Linked DNA regions of Mus musculus: region 1 is linked to region 2. The links are chromatin loops, found by intact Hi-C in ENCODE. Cell type or tissue: left cerebral cortex. All regions are shown on one strand. Each heading gives the region's core, and the rest is flanking DNA. Links, peaks and the distances in the headings are about the cores only.

What was found. A loop is a pair of places that touch in the nucleus more often than their neighbours do. Peaks named below come from ENCODE experiments on the same cell type or tissue, not always from the same donor. Only the 100,000 strongest peaks of a DNase experiment are listed, where the experiment ranks them.
Region 1: a loop joins it to region 2, with 6 times the contacts of the local background. A loop is called at or near these places in 2 of 42 quality-filtered maps.

Annotation. Positions count from the first base shown.
Region 1 is chr10:7,207,609-7,215,940 of GRCm38, reverse strand. Cnksr3 (Cnksr family member 3) reads left to right here and starts at 3,704. Exons shown (of 13, transcript NM_172546.2): 1 at 3,704-4,309. The coding sequence starts at 4,258. In left cerebral cortex, for the core only: a CTCF peak has its summit at 4,402; DNase peaks (open chromatin) are centred at 3,668, 4,455 and 4,623; H3K4me3 peaks cover 2,573 bases; H3K27ac peaks cover 1,802 bases.
Region 2 is chr10:7,658,953-7,667,284 of GRCm38, reverse strand. It overlaps Pcmt1 (protein-L-isoaspartate (D-aspartate) O-methyltransferase 1), which reads left to right and starts at 3,677. Exons shown (of 8, transcript NM_001347228.2): 1 at 3,677-4,210. The coding sequence starts at 3,982. It overlaps A630066F11Rik (RIKEN cDNA A630066F11 gene), which reads right to left and starts at 3,914. Exons shown (of 1, transcript NR_030698.1): 1 at 2,662-3,914. In left cerebral cortex, for the core only: no CTCF peak of the experiment used is centred there; DNase peaks (open chromatin) are centred at 3,671 and 3,940; H3K4me3 peaks cover 2,559 bases; H3K27ac peaks cover 1,988 bases.

The DNA.
Region 1 (8,332 bases), core at 158-8,157, 450 kb after region 2:
TTCACACCCGAGGGTAAGAGGCTTAACTATTTGTGGGTGTTGCTTCATATAGCAACTCTTCCAAAATGTGCCTCTAGATCAGAGGTTCTCAATATGTGGGATGTGACCCCTTTGGGGTCTTGTATCAGATGTCCTGAATATAGGATATTTACATTATGATTCATACCAGTAGCAGAATCACAGTTATGAAGCAGCAACAAAATAATTTTATGGTTGGGGGTCACCACCACATGAGGAACTGTGTTAGAGGGTCGCAGCGGTAGGAAGGTTGAGAACTGCTGTTCTAGGTCCTTGAAATTCAGTGACAGCGGTCAGTGTTTCTTTTTTTTTTTTTTTTTTTTTTTTTTAATCAGCTCTTCTGAACATGATTTCAAGTAGTGGAGACAGAGGATGAACACTTGCTGGGCTTGTGCAAAGCTCTGGGTTCCTTTCTAAGCACTGGAAAATAAGTTAACAAAAGGAAGCCTGGTGGGCTACGCTGCTAAAAGCTGCTAGTTTGGAGTCTGAGGCAAAGGATCATCAGTTCATGGTTTACATGGGCCACACACCAAGTTCAAGGTCAGCTTGGGCAATTGACTTAGACCCAGCCTGAAAATAGTCCCAAGGAGACTGGACATCCAGGTTTTTGTTTTTGTTTTTGTTTTTGTTTTTGTTTTTGTTTTTTTTTTTTTCCAAGACAGGGTTTCTCTGTGTAGTCCTGGCTGTCCTGGAACTCTCTCTGTAGACCAGGCTGGCCTCAAACCCAGAAATCCACCTGCCTCTGCCTCCCAAGTGCTAGGATTAAAGGCGTGTGCCACCACTGCCCAGCAAGATTTCTGAATGATCAAAAGAATTCAAATAAATAAGGCTGCATTTATTTCAATGAAAAAAAAATGTTTGAGAGCTTTACCGCCTGGATTATCTGATGGGACGCTTGTGTGTTTAGGGAGATAATTTCATTACTGTGGTGTGAAGCATCCAGGCCCATTGGAGCTGAGCAGAGACAAGCTAGTCAGCAGCCGGGGTAATTTCCCTGACTCATCACTTTGCTGCCAGGTGACATCATAGAGAACACTTGCCCCCTCTGGGATATATGTCTGGTGGAACTCGCAGGATTACTTGCTGTCTTGCAAGCTGAAAGAGAAACAACATGAGTCAATTTATACCTGGGAAAGATGAACTGATTCTAAATAGTCTGATTTGGAAAAGGAACACTGTGACAGAGAGACAACCATCAAGAGAAGGGGCCTTAGGTGAGAGGAGAAGCATTTGAAGCAGCTTTTAAATGGAGTGGCCTTTGAATGCTGCCACATTTCTCTCACTATGGGAAGAGTTTTGAACCGGGAAGGGGCTCGAGTCTTTTTACTCGTGTGTTTACTCAGTATTTATAGTAATAACTTTGTCTCTAAAGTGCTTAGGTCCTACTTCTCAACTAATACCAATAAATTTTGAGAGACTCAAATTATTAATGTGAAACTGATTCCCAAACTCGCTGGTCCATGTCCCCTCTATACCCCCTTGGTCTTTGTCTTCTGACTAAAGGTGACAGAAGAAAACCCTTCCTGGCAAAGTCCCATGATATCCAAGAGTCACTAGCTGTGAGATCTTTAATCTTCTTCATACTCAATTCAGTATGGCAGGAGCATTTACAACATATTTTGTTGATTGAATAAATGACCTAAACACGCAAGGCGGCTGGCCAAGAAAAGGAGATGCAAGGAAACACAGAAGACTGGGTTCTTGTATCCACACTGTAACATATCAAATTCAGTCAAAAGCTTTGTCCATTTCCTAATGTTGGAGGAGCCCTGGCAGCATCAAGGCAGAAAGGAGGAAGGGTGCCCCTGCTGAAGAGTGTGGGTACCAAGGAACCACACCACCAGGGACAAGCAGGAAGAAAACTGGCAAGTGTATAACTGATCGCTTTTGCATATACACCAATTTCCATAGCTGCTTATCTAAAAATCCCTCCTCTTTGATGTGCCAAACTTTCTATGTAAAGTTTACATCTGGGCTGGCAGTCAGCACACCCTAGAACTTTCACAGGCTAACAGCTATAATTAAGGTAGAAGGCCTTATTTACATAGCAATTAGCCTGCAGGACTGGAGGAGTAAACATGTTGCTAATTCATTTAGATAGTTAATTGGTCAGAGATTTTTAACTTGGCTTTCTTTGCATATTCTGCTTATGCGCCGAGTATAGATTGTGTTATCTGTGGGATGAAATTCAGCAAACTGGACTCTGGAACTCCAGCTTTTAATGCAACAGATGCAAAGGAACAAGAGAACATTGTCAAACATCAAGGAAAATTCTACAGCGAAAGCATTTGATAGCATTTGCTCCTCTTTGTGATTCCAGGGGTTATGCAGCCAGATTCATCGTCTTTCAACTTCGTTACTACTGTGTCCCCTTTGGAAGGCAGCACTGTTTATAGATGAATTACTTGCTTGGTCATCTAATCATATAGCTATTTTCGAAACTGTAGGCACAGTTCCCACTGTGCAGAGGTCAAGATGGTTAAGGAAAGACAGATGTCAAAGATCATTTCTTAAAAAGAGGGCAGCTACTCTACCAGGAATTTTCTCATGGCCGGTGTCAAGTTTCTGGGTTGGGTAATTACTCTTGGTTAAAAAAAAAAAATCGCTATTTTTGATAGTTGTACCTCTCCATTGCATAGACGAATTGCTCAGGAAGGCTAAGACAGTGTGTACGCTGTACACCCAAAACACTCACTATACAACAGATAGCTGGGTGCTAGCAGTGATTCTCACGTGTAATAGAGAGCAGCTATCCTAACAGAGGAAATATGAACGCAGTGGTTGGTGCAGGGAAAGCAACTGCGGGTATTTACTGAATCAATAAACACTAGCCACTCCCTTACTTCAGAAGATAAGTAGTTGGAAGGGGAAGATCAGATCCAGCTCAATATACCCCAATAACAAGCAGCTTCCTCCTTGGATAGGGTTAATAGTTGCTCAGGGGAAGATGGAAATCAATAACTATAATTGAAAGAAGACTTCACTAGGGCCAAAAGAGTGTCTGCATGTGTGTGGGAGGGAGGTAAACACCGGTTATAGGGTTTTCCCCAGACCCGCGCTCTGCTTCCAAATTGAGGCTTGTAGTACAGAAAGGGCTTTCCTCTCCCTGTCAGAGGCTGAACTAGGCAAGGTTCTCTCTTTTTTTCTTTTCTTTTTTGGCTCGCTGACAACTTTCGCCTCAGGGTTAATGACTAATCTGAATCGAGCGTTAGGTCATTTTGAAAATATGACTATTACATTATGTCAAAACACAACTCAAAGAGCTGCCATTCTGGTGTTATTAAACCGAAGAGTTGATACACTGTAGCGGCCTTGGAGCAGTGGCACACCGCCATCCATTTGTCCAAAACACACACAACTGGCCTACTTTAGGAAACTTAAAAGGCTGAATAGCTAAGGCGAGATTGCGACTCGAAGCTTTTAAAAACGAGAACAGACACATCTCAAACCAACACACAAAGACAAAAAAACCTGTTTACAGGATTCAGCTGCCACTAAGCTGGGACCTCTTCGGAGCCAAGCGGCTCTCCAGGACTCAGGCTGCAGCTCCAGCCCACCCCTTGAAGAGGAAAAGTAGATCCCTGGCGTCCGGAGCTGGGACGTAGGAGGGAAAGAAACCGGAGTCTACGTCATCGCGGCCCCGCCCCTCTCACGTGTTGCTCCCGCTCCGCCCCGCCCCCTCTCTTATTCCGGCAGCGCCGAGCGGAGCAGAAACTTTGCAACCCGAGCGCGCACGCTCCGCTTTTTTCCTCCGCCCGGGCGGCCCGCGACGGTGGCGCAGGAGGTGGGACCCACTGGCGGGAAGGCTCGAGGCGGGGGCGCACGCGGAGTGGGGACCTCGGGGACGGACACCGCTCGCAGGAGCCGCGGAGGGCCAGCCGACCTAGAAGTTCCCGGCCAGAAGAGTCCCACGCCAGGGCAGCCCCGGCCTGGGGTTTGAGGTTGCAACCTGCTCCCGCTGCTGCGGTGGTTGCGGAGAAGCAGCTGTAGCAGAGAGCGGCGTCGGGGGAACTGCATCTGGACAGCGGTAGCTGCGGGGAGCAGCCGTACGGGACATAGCTGTCCCGTGCGCAGAGACCCAGGGCCGCGCTTCCCTCGCAGAAACCGCAGCGCGATGGCCCGCTGACTGCGGCCATGCAGGCTTGAGCGGACTCCCGGCACACGCAGGGGACAACCACGGGCGCAGGCTGCAGGACTCCTGTCGATTGCCTAGCCCAGCGGACAGCGAAGCTGCTTACCATGGAGCCCGTGACCAAGTGGAGCCCCAAACAAGTGGTGGACTGGACTAGAGGTGAGCGAGCCGTGGAGGACCCCCGCGCCCTACAGCCGGGGAGATGGGGCGGGCCAAGAGTTGGGCACTGGAGTGCTCTGCCCCTCCTGCCGGCGACAAAGCAAACTTCTACTGAGCGGCTTGTGCGTCTCTTTCTGGTGCGCCTGCTCCGATCGGTTTCTTTCGGTGGGGGTGCGCGTTGACTGCAGCCGACTGGACACCTATATTTAAGTCAGGGAGCTATGGGATGGCCTTTCCGTGGAAGATTGGCTGGGAATGTGGGGCTTGGGATTTGGCGCCAGGGCACTCTCTCTGCCAGTTCGGGTACGGTGGACTTGCTGCCTGTAGCCAAGCGCAGAGGCACAAGGCGTCTTTGTGTGGGTGACTGCCCCTGGCCCTGGATCTAGTAAAGGCTGCGGGCCCAGAGCAGTTCGCGGGCGTGACCTGGCAGTTGGGCAGGTAGACGAAGGCTCCTGCGGCCAGCCCAGCCTGTTTGTTTGGGTTGGAGAGGGCGAACGGGCTTTCGCGCCTGCGAGGACCCTAGCGCCAGGACTCCCGCAGAGGCAGGGACTCAGCTCTGGAGGCGCCAGGACCCCCAAGGGCGCAGCGTTTTGAGGCCAGTTAAGCACTGAGAGGGAGCCGAGTGTCTGGACTACAGTCTGGTTCTGTACAGTACTCGGGAAGAGGAAACTCAGTGGGTGCTGGACGGTGTAGCAGGAGTGGAAGGGTCCCTGTTACTTTATCTTGTCTCTCCCGTGATTGCTAGGGATAGTTGCTAGAGTTACTCAGCTCTCTTTGACCTCTTTCAATAGTACAAAGTTTACCGAAATCAACCAGTGGAATCTCAGGGGTCCCACCTCCTCACTTCAACATCTGTTTCAAGTTATCCACCCCTGCTCCCAAACCCCCATTGGTCTTCCAGGTGAAGACTTGGCTAAGCACTCTCTCTCCCTTTGTTTTTGTTCGTCTCAGTAGACGTGAGTAGTCAGTGATGCTGGTGTGTTCAGATTATCTTTCAAGCTGCCCTACCCGTCTGTGACAATGGAAACCCCATCCTGTCATTTCTCAAGCCAGTGTCTTATATAGGTCACTGGAAAGGGGCTGTCCAGGTAGTGAAGAGTCTGGTGTATGTCTGATTATCCCTGGCTTCTGGAGGAAAACACAGAATACTGTCTTAGGAAGTAGGTTTTTTCTATCGGCCAGACTTTTCCAGGACTCTCAAAGTAAAGCCATGGGAAAAAGGATGACTACATAGGCCTGAGTGACTCTGGCTGAGTGAGCAGTAAAACATGGTTAGCAGCAGTAGACTTAAGTTATTTTAAGCCCCTTCCCTTAACTTGAAGTGTAACTTGTACTGAAGACGGTACCAGGTGCTCCAGCTAGCTTGCTGAGAGGAAGCAGATGGCTTGCTTGACTACCATGGAGGGGTCCTCAGAGCCTGCTGAGCCAGTAGCTACATTTACTCTCAAGTCCTTGACATGTGGCTGATTGTTATTGCCAGGTACTAGGTATGCAATGCACAGGGTGTCTGGAGACTCAGTGTGAAGAAGGAGTAGAAAATATTAACGATTTTCCTACTTATTACATATCGATGAGATGGTATTTTGAATAAAATATACTACTAAAATTAACTCCAACTGTTTACTTTTTATTTTCTGAATTAGGGCTTCTACGTTTAGTGGTAACATGGCTCAGGCTTATGGCTCATATTCTATCTTTGTTTATGGTACTGTTCTAGTCTCATGAAGAGGTGTCAGAGGATCACGCTGGCTTTCCTGTGGCTCTGCCAGACTTGATAAGGTAACAGAAAAATGGTTAACAGGCACACAGGAGAGAGAGAGAGGCCCTCTCTCCCCTTTGTTTTTTCCTTCATTTCTCTTAGAAGGGAGAAAAATGTTAATTCTCATCCTATTATTGTCATTGATTTAAAAGGAAGAAATGTTAAAACACATTTTGGGGTACCTTTGGCTTTAAGGCTTGGTTGAGGATACTTTCATCTAGGAAAACTCTTGTGCTGCCCTGAACGAGCAGTCGTGGTGGTCGAGCTCAGGACCCCGGATGTTCACTCATTTTAGGTTACATACTGTGATGGCAACATCCAAGATTGGCCTGGATGCTTTGCATTAGAATCTTTAAATACATACATACATACAAGAAGTAGGTAAGTTAAAAGGTGGAAATTATTTGTGTTTCGATCTCCAAATAAATAAATAAGTGTACTTGCTGAACTCTTGAATGGAAGAGGCCATGTTCTTCCAGCTTTCATGACTTATTACGTGAAGGTTTCTTGCTATCATGCTGCATGGGTACTGACCTTGTAATAAGTGGTTGACAGTTGTCTGCTTCGCGGGTTGTTTTTAGCTGTCTCTGCTAGTCTCTCAGCATGGCTCCCACTTTGTAAACTACATCCCCAGGAAAAGCAGCTTGTCCTACACATGTCACCCTTGCCGTTCTGTGACTGTCAGTGTGGCAGTGAGGAGCACTGTCAAAAGCACCAGCTATAATCAGCCACATCTATAGACCGTGCTTATGTCAATATTACAGAGCCATGTCCAGAATGCATGCACGGTGCTGGGTAAACACAACCCATCTGGCTTTTATTATTAACTTTTGGCTACATCATCGAGGGCTTTACCATGACATGAATAGGTGCCTAGTAAATATTAACAGTCTCAGGCACAGAGTTGGGTATTAGGTAAGCATCGGCTCATTTTAATATGTACTATCACCTCTGAGGCAGGAACCGCTATCTCATTCGCCACTTGAGAAAATCAAGGCATGGAGATGCTCAGCCGCTTGGTGAACAGTGTTTGACCAAGGTGCTTAGATGCTGTTTTATACATTTTCCCAGGATTTTCTTCCCAGGGCAATGCGCAGAACACACCAAGAACCTTTGGCACACTTAGGAGTAGGCCCACAGTGTCCTCATGATGTAATTTATTAATATCCTGTGCTGGTGGAGGAGCCATCAGCATACAAGTATGTTATTCTACATGGTCTCAGAAAGAAAACATGAGATGACAGGTATCCTATTTCATTGTACCTGTCCAGCCAAACAACTTGGCTAAAGTTTTTTGTTTTTGTTTTTTTTTTTAAACAAATTTTACAACATGTAGAGGCAGCCCCACAACAGAAAGCCAGTGGGCTAAGCAACTGTGAGTTTTAGTTTTCTCTTGTATAAGAGTGAGGTTGGGCAGCCCAGGAGTTTTTGTCATCCTGGCCTCAATGTGATGTATATGTGGTATAGCATGTGCTGTGGTCCTTCAACATGGACGACTGTTCTATCCCAGGTTCTTCCTGCATCAGGCTGGGAAAACAGGCTTAGTATCAAACCCAGTGACAGCTCAGACTCTTTAGAAAGTTCCCTGTGAGGGGTTGGGGCGATGGCTCAGTGGTTAAGAGCACTGGCTGTTCTTCCAGAGGACTAGGGGTCAGTTTCCAGCACCCACATGGCAGCTCACAACTGTCTGTAACTCTAGGGAATCCAATACCTCACACAGACATACATACATACATACAGACAGACAGACATACCTGCAGGCAAAACACCAATGCACATTAAGAAAAAAAAAGTTCCCTGTGAAATCTATTCTGGTCTCTCTTAGTTATCAGAATGGTCCCATGACCACTTAGGCTGGAGAGGACGGTGATTGCCTTTTGTGTACATATGTGGTGCTGGGAATTGAGCCTAGGGTCTCACATATGGTAGGCAAGTGCTCTCACACTGTGCCAGACTTTCAGCACCCAGTTGGGAACATTGTAGCAATAAAAAAGTTGGAATCTGGTGGCTAGGAAGGAAGGGAGTCTAGATAGGCAGTGCCAGTGTCTTATCACATGGTACTGAACATGGGCTATAACCTACAGTCATAGATGTACTTCAAGTAGGACACGAGTCACTTTCCTACTTACAGGCCAGCTCTGCTGTAGAAATGGCGTTATGTTTTCATTTCTCTTGAGTATCCTCAGGTCAGAACCTTAAAATAGACGAGGCCTTTGTCCCAAAGCTTGATTTAAATGCTAGCTTTAGGATGCACTTTTGCCCAC
Region 2 (8,332 bases), core at 69-8,068:
CAGAGGCAGGCGGATTTCTGAGTTCGAAGCCAACCTGGTCTACAGAGTGAGTTCCAGGACAGCCAGGGCTACACAGAGAAACCCTGTCTCGAAAAAACAAGAACAAAACAAAAAAGATACACTTCTAATGCCAAGTCAGTCTAGGAACACTGAAAATATATTTGTGCAATAGCTGTGTATGTAATTCTAGAAGAATTTTCTTTACAAAATTAGGGTTTTTGTTCTTTTAAATGAACTTTATTATAAAATGTTGCAAACAACAACAAAAACCAAAATTAATCTGACCCCAAAGACTAAACAGCCCAATGTACTTTTGTACTTTTAGCATAGTCATTCCGAAGCTGTGTAGCTCCATATTGGATTTTATACTTTTACTATCTAGTATATATTTATTTTATCATCAAATATATTTTATGCAATTATCAACCACCAAAACAATAAAATCATTACAGATTTAGAACTCAGGAAACAATTACCTTTAATATTCTTTGATAACTAATTTTTTTAAAAATTATTTTTAATTTTTTAGAAGAGATTCTAAAATCTTATTTTATGTGTATGAATGTTTTGTTTGCACATATGTATGTGTGTGTGCTGCGTGTGTTTATGCCTAGTGGTAAGGCCAACAGAGGGGACTGAAGTCCCTATAACTTGAGTTACACAAAGTTATGACCTGCCTTGTGTGTGCTGGGAAATGACCTCAGGTCCCCTGGCGGAGCAACATGTCTCCAGCCTTTAAACACAGCTTTCTTCTTAGTATTTTAATTATTCATATGTATGTATGTATTTGCATGTGTATATGTGCATGTGAGGCCTGGTGCCTGAAGACCTGAATGTCCTAGAGTGGAGTTAGAGGCAGGTGGGGCCATACCCTTGTGAGTGCCGAGAAGCCAACTCTAGCTCTCTGCAAGAACAGCAAATACGTTTTAACTGCGAGCCATCTCTCTCGCCCTGACAGAGAAAAATCTAAGAGTAAAAATTAAAAAAGAATGCAGGGGGATATATCTTGTGCCAGTCTATGCCCTTCGTTGTACTTCACTGAACATAAAAAAAAAAAAAAAAAAAAAAAAACAAAAACAAAAAAAAAACACTTTAAAAACCCTTAGGGCTGGAAGGATTGCTTAACCACTAACAGCACTTGTTTCTTCCACAGGGCCTGGATTGGTTCAGTTCCCAGCATCTACATCACCAGTGGCTCACAACCATCCATTGGTACACATAAGGTGCACATACATACATGCAGGCAAAGACATTACCGGGAACGGTGACACATGCCTTTAATCTCATCACTCTGGAGACACAGGCAGATCTCTGTAAGTTCCAGGCCAGCCAGAGCTACATAGTAAGACTCTGTCTCAAAAACAAAACAAAACACCCATATGCATAAAATAAACGTATAAAAACTTTCAGCCTCCTCAGCTAGGACTGGGTGTGTAGTTCCGCATTAAAATTATAGGTCCTGAGTCATACCTCTAGTAACAAGAAAAAGGACCCTTAAATTACCCTGGAAGTATTTTCATTAAGGTACCAAATTAATATCTTCCTCTTCTGATTCAAAGTTGACTCACAACAGTAGGAGGAGTCTGGAATTAGAATTTGGAACTCTAGTTTTATCTTCACAAAGATTTATGTGTATGAATGTTTGCCTGCACATACATGTGTGCACCACACGCTAGCCTGGTGCTCAAGAAGGTAAAAAGAGGGTCTAGGATTCCCCCTGGAACTAGGGTTACAAAGGATTGTCAGCCACCACGTGGGTGCTGGGAATTGAACCCAGTATCCTCTGGAAGAGCAATCAATGCTCTCTACTGCTGACCCATCTCTCCAGGCCGTTCGGCTTTTTTTCTTGCTTTGTCAACCTGGTGAGTTCATTTAGACACATAATTAACAATGAGTTTGCTGAGAACTGTGTCACTCGGCAACTTCCCATTCCTACGGTATGTCTGTGCTCTTGGTAACTCCTATGATATTCCTCCACTCCTATTTTGCATAATCTTGTCCACCCTTCAAGGCTCAGTACCCATGTGTACCTTTTCCTGATGGCTGCAGTCTGCGTTGTTCTAGCTAAACCCAGTAGCACTACTATCTAGGTCATTAATGGCACTCACAGTTATTTATTTTTTCTTTTTTTTTCTGCTGTTTGTTGTTAATGGTGTGCAAGAGGGAACCTAAGATCTTCCACTAGTTAGGCAAGACCTCTGCCACACCCCAGCCCAGTGGTGTTCTAATCAGATTTCCATGACTAGGATGTAAGTTCTACAATACAAGAGGAAAGACTTATCAGTATTGCTATTCTCCTTTATATTATAGGAGTTCCAAACTGTGTTGGCTGTTTCTTTAAAAGGAGTCATGATGTGAGAGTTATTAGATTATAAAGAGCTTGAGGGTTTGTTTTTTTTGTGTGTGTGTGTGTGTGTTTCGAGACAGTGTTTCTCTGTGTAGTCCTGGCTGTCCTGGAACTCACTCTGTAGACCAGGCTGGCCTCGAACTCAGAAATCTGCCTGCCTCTGCCTCCTACGTGTGCCACCATGCCTGCCCCCCCCTTTTTTTTTTGAGCTTGAGGATTTTTGTTTTGTTTCGTTTTCCAGCAGCAAGACTGTTACCCAACCTGGCTATTTCTTTTCCCCATACAAAATGCCAGTCACCGAAATGATAGGTTTTGCAAGATAGAATTTATGAGGTGACCAATCATTTGAAAATGGAGAAAACAAGGTCATCTCTGGACCACTTCACCTAAGCTGAGGTTGAGTGATATTTATGGACTGAGGAGCAGGAAAAGGTATTTGGATTAAACTCATCAGATGTAAACATCATGACCCATACAGAAAAGCAGTCAGATGAAAGTACCTAAGCACAAGGAGATTCTAATGAACTTTTACACTCAGACTAGAAGAGCAGGTGGTACTGGGTAGGAAAAAAACGGACGGTCTAAAACTCATCGCTTTACTCTTAATGTTGAACAACACTGACATTTATAGTTAGTTACAGGAGTCATGAAAATAGGTGATAGACATTTCAGGTTGGATGCAGGTTGAGTGTTGCAACTGATGAAGTTTGGTAAGAACTGTAATTTGGAAATTGCTCCTGACATCACAGCACAGCATAGGTGTCTTATCTTCGTTTCCTTCCTGAAAGTTTACTGGAGTCATGGCTGTGTCTCAGTTCAAGTTAGCACACGTTGGATGCGGCAGACAGTGTTTCCTGTCAATTCTTAGAATGTTGCAGAGATGAAAGCAGTAAAATTGGTGTCCAGTCTAAGGATGGAATTTGTGAGCTTAAGCTGAAACTCATACTTGGGTAGGAAGAATAACACTTCCACCACAGGGTACTGAGCTTATTTTGTAACCAATTATAGCTCTCGGCTACTTTTGCTCTTAACCAGGGAAGCATCCCTACCCCCAATTCCATGTCACGGTATTCTTCCACCTTGAATTTATGCCTTCAGAGCTGAAAACAAACCAGAGCCTCTGCTTCATCAGGACCGTGCTGAGACATAGGCTAGTGGACTTCGTACCTGAGAGGCCCTTTGCCCTTGGGCTCTGTTAAAATGATTATTTTGGCCCCATCCAGAAGCCTTAGGTTAGTGCACCGGGTTGGACGAGGCAAGACGGAGTCAGCACACCATCTAGCAATCTAGACAGCCATAGGAGCAGACCGGCCGCTCGCAACAGCTGACGGAGTGGCGATTGCGGAGCCCAAGAAGGCGGCACACGTCGGACCCGCCATCCCGCATCAGCCAGAGCCGCGGCTAGGAAGGAGCCTCATCACGCAGAACACCAGCTCGCCGGCCGCAGGACGGAGGCAGGTGCAGGCCTCAGGAAGGGGAACTGAGCAGCGTTCGTTTGTGCGACCTCGCTGCGGCCACCGAGCACTGGTTATCGCCCCCGCTCGCTACTGGGCTCCAGGACTCCCCCGCCGCGGGCCCCGCCTGGCCGCACCCCGGACTGCGCGGCGTCACAGAGCGCATGCGTGCCGCGGGGGATGCCGGGAGCGCGCATTGGCGGCAGTGGCAGCGACGGCAGTAACAGCGGCCGCTCGAGCGGGGACACCAGCGGGGCGGTGACCGTGTGGGAGGTGGTCTCACTCTTGGGGAAACTGCTAGGGACCGTCGCCGCGCTGAAGGTGGTTCTGTACCTGCTCCGGGTGTGCTTCGCGATGGCCTGGAAATCCGGCGGCGCCAGCCACTCGGAGCTAATCCACAACCTCCGCAGTAAGTGCCACCCCCGCCCGGCGTGGGCCAGGGAGCAGGGCCGGGCCTGGACGCTGTCCCCCCCTGACAATCCGGAACGTTCGGTCTGCACCCCTGCGCCTGCTGGAGGGCGTCGCAGCGCGGTTGCACCGGGAGTTCGGAACGCCGTGCGTTTTTGCAGTCTCCTCTCCCGGGACCTGTCACTCGGCGATGTGGATGGGAAGAGGGTAGTAGCCAAGAGGGAGCTGCTGCGGGTGGGACACGGGCAGTTGCCTCCTCGCAGGCTGCGGGGGACTGGGTGCGGCACAGGTGGCGGGGCTGTTGCTGGAGTCTGCGGTCCCACTAGCGAGGGGCGTGACTTCAGGGTGGGGAAGTGCAGGCTTGTTTCTGGTGACTGGACTAGCACCGAGGGGACACCACCTTCGGCCTACGGGTTCTCTCACTGTTCTCGGTTGATTCCCTGCAAGCTTTCTGTTTTCTGCCTCCCCCGCCCTCTGTTTTTTCCTTTGGAGGGAGATGCTGCTGTCTGATAGCAAGGGGAGGGGAGAGGAGGTTCCGACTATTGCGGTTGCTGGGAGCAGTTTCTCAGGTTGCTGTCCAAAGTATAGGCCCTTGGGGGGGGGGGGGCGGCGGGGGAGCGAGGGATTGTCAGAGCATGCTGCTCCTAAGAGACTTTGTTTGGAGTCTTTGAATCCAGCAGACCATTGTGTGTATAAAATGTTCCAACTTTTTTTTTCAAGAGTGTTCATTGGCTTTTAAAAGCGCGTTTGAAAAGTTTTTTGTTTTGTTTTTGTTTTTTTTTTTGTTTTTGTTTTTTTTTTTTTGTTTTTTTAAAGAATAGCATTTTCTGTAGTCACTGTATTGCTTCCTTTGATGATAGTTTCAGGATAGAATGAATGCTGTGTCACTTTCCTTTCTAAATTGAAATAGTGTTGTTGTCTGGCTCAGAGACCAAGAAGAGCTGCAAGTTCATAACCTCACCCTGATCAGAATTCACAGCTTCTTTTGCCACCAATTTTCAAAAATAATCATAGTCTGCTGGGTGATGTTTTTAATTTTCTTGCGACTTTTCTTTTCTCTTCTTCTTTTTCTTTTTCTTTTTTTTTTTTAAGCCTTTGAGGTATTTATCTTACTTCTCAACTCTATTCATAATCACCGTGAGGGCTGGAACGCTAAACAATGGAATTTTCTCAAAGAATCAATAGTCATCCCCACCCCCACCCCCACCCCCACCCCTCCCAGGAATGCCAATCCCCTTTGCATTAAATGCTGAGATCTATGTAAGGTACAAAAAAGTGAATGAGAGCCGGGTTTGGTGGCGCACTCCTTTAATCCCAGCACTCAGGAGGCAGAGGCAGGCGGATTTCTGAGTTTGAGGCCAGCCTGGTCTACAAAGTGAGTTCCAGGACAGCCAGGGCTATAAAGAGAAACCCTGTCTAGAAAAACAAAAACAAAAACAAAACAAAAAAAAAAGTGAATGAGAGAAATAAGTAGGACATTTGGTACTTAATATTAATCATCACATTTTAAGAATCATAGTTAAATAGACATTAGATGTTAATGAAAGGCAATGAAGTATGTTTAGATAGCTAAATGTTATCAAACTTTGTCAACATTCTCTTTGTAGAAGTATATCTGAAAGCAAATAGATATTTAAACACTGAGGCAATAGTGTAAAGTGTTGTTTATGTTCTTGTGGCTTACACATAAGCCCAGGATTAAGAAATGTTCTATAAAATTTGATAACATGAGCTAAGTGCCTCCTATTGCAGCATAAAACATTCTGAACATGAATTTTGTGACTAGGTAATTTTCCCCCTAAGAGGTTATCACAGTAGACACTTGGCTGTGGTAGACATTTGTGATCTGTCAAGCTTTTAAAGTCTCTTTTGTAGCCAAATTTGTGGTAACCCAACACTAGATCTTTTCCAAGTGGTCTTATTTTTATTTATTTATTTATTTTTAGTTTTTGGTTTTTCTAGACAGGGTTTCTCTGTGTAGTCCTGGCTGTCCTGGAACTCACTTTGTAGACCAGGCTGGCCTCGAACTCAGAAATCCGCCTGCCTTTACCTCCTGAGTGCTGGGATCAAAGGCATGCGCCACCACGCCCGGCTTCCAAGTGGTTTTATAATCACTTTACTGTATTGTATTACTTAACTGAAACTTCTAAGGATACAAAAAATATTTAACATTTATGGATGGTAGATATTTAGTTTTATACTATACATATATAGTGTATGGTATAAACATATATATGTGTGTGTATATATATTTATACATATATATGTGTGTGTGTATATATATATATATATATATATATATATATATATATTGCATGGTAGATATTTAGTTTCATACTAAGTATATAATTCATTAGTAAGAGGAAATTAGAGAATTCAAGCTATTTAGCTTTCTTTAAAAATACTTGGACACTTCTGAAACTTTAAACTTGAGATAATTCTAACTAATCAGCTTATTTTTATTTGTATAGCATTTTATTTTTAAAATGGTATTTACCCATATGAAATTTGCACTTGGCACACAGTTTGAAAATACCTGCTTCTGCAGGGTAGTGGTGGTGCATGCCAGCACTGGGGAGCCAGAGTCAGGTAGGTCTCTGAGTCTGAGGCCAACTTGGCTTACAGAGCAAGTACCCAGGGCAGCCAGGGCTGTGCAGAAGAACCCTGTCTTGAAAAGCAAACAAACAAAATCGAGAAAGAAAATATCTGCTTCTTTCTTTCTTATATATTTTTCTAAAATTTTATTTTTAATTGTGTGGTATTTGAGTTTAAACCTCGTGTCTTAGACATGCCTCCAGAATGAAGGGCTTTTAATTGAAGTCTTAGAAATATGATCAAAAAAAAAAGAAAGAAAGAAAGAAAGAAAGAAAGAAAGAAAGAAAGAAAGAAATGATCATGATGATACTGAAGCAAAGGGACCTCCAAATTGGAAGTGGAGGTTCGAGTTTAATTTTTTAAATTTTTTCTCAAAATGAACTATATGGTTTCCTTAATTTGAATACTGTAATTTGTTGAAATTATTTACTTTCCCTTTTGTACTTGATTTTATAGTAATACATCATTTGTACACTTTGAGAATGTGTGATAGATTTCTTACGATTCGTCGGCTTATGTGTGATGACTGTTCTTTGGTAAGTTTGAACAGTTTCTCTAAAGCTTAAGCAGGCCTTACAGTTGTGGATCACCTACAGAGCTTGTTAGACAACTAGAGCTGGAGACTATAGCTCATGAATTCTTGAGTTGTGCATGTTCAGTTGCAAACCCTGGGACTACATAGACACAGAATTGAAAATACAAGGACACATTCTGCCGCTGTTTCTGCGTTATCAGTTATATATTTTAAAATAACGTTTAAGAAACATTCTGGCCCAGTCTTTTAGAACTCCGTTCATGAATGACTCTGTGCTCAGGGGATTGATGACAGCCAGTTTATTTCTCCTGAAGGCACTCTTGCCAGGGAAGTTTGGGCTACCTACCACCAGAGCCCTAGTTTGTTGGGCTGCTGCAAGGTCGTCACCGTGGCTGTGGATGCCTTCAGCAGTGCCTTCTTGGTTTTCCGGGCCTTCCCTTTTCCTTTGGTTCTATGAGGGGCATGAGATTCCTGCCTGGATTTCAGTGTCATCTTTTAGCATTTAAAATGTTACTCTGGTTATTTAAAATAAGATGAGCAATTTCTTCTCCTTCTCGTCCCAACTTGTTTATTCATAAAAGGGGGAAAATTCAACCCACTTCCTTAGTGTCTGGGTTATGCCTATCTGTGTTTCCTTAGTGTCTGGGTTATGCCTATCTGTGTTTCCTTTGTGTCCTTGATTTCACTTTGCAAATACAATGTTTTGGGATTATCAATCACCCAATGAATACTTGAATACTTTCTCTTTATTTTTTAAAAAAAATTTCTGGACAAGGTCTCCTTAAATTGCCCACGCTAGTAACTGGCCTGTATTGCACGTGTGGGGTGGGTACTTTCTAATGCCAATCACTAGGACTCACTCGAGGAAGGAAACAAACACCCTGTCCACTGTTCTACAGTAAAGTGAATAGAACCTGGTAGGATGATCGTTGTCAAAGCATGGGACAGTGGGTTTGTGGTTGCAGGAGAGGATGCCTCACTAATACATCCTTA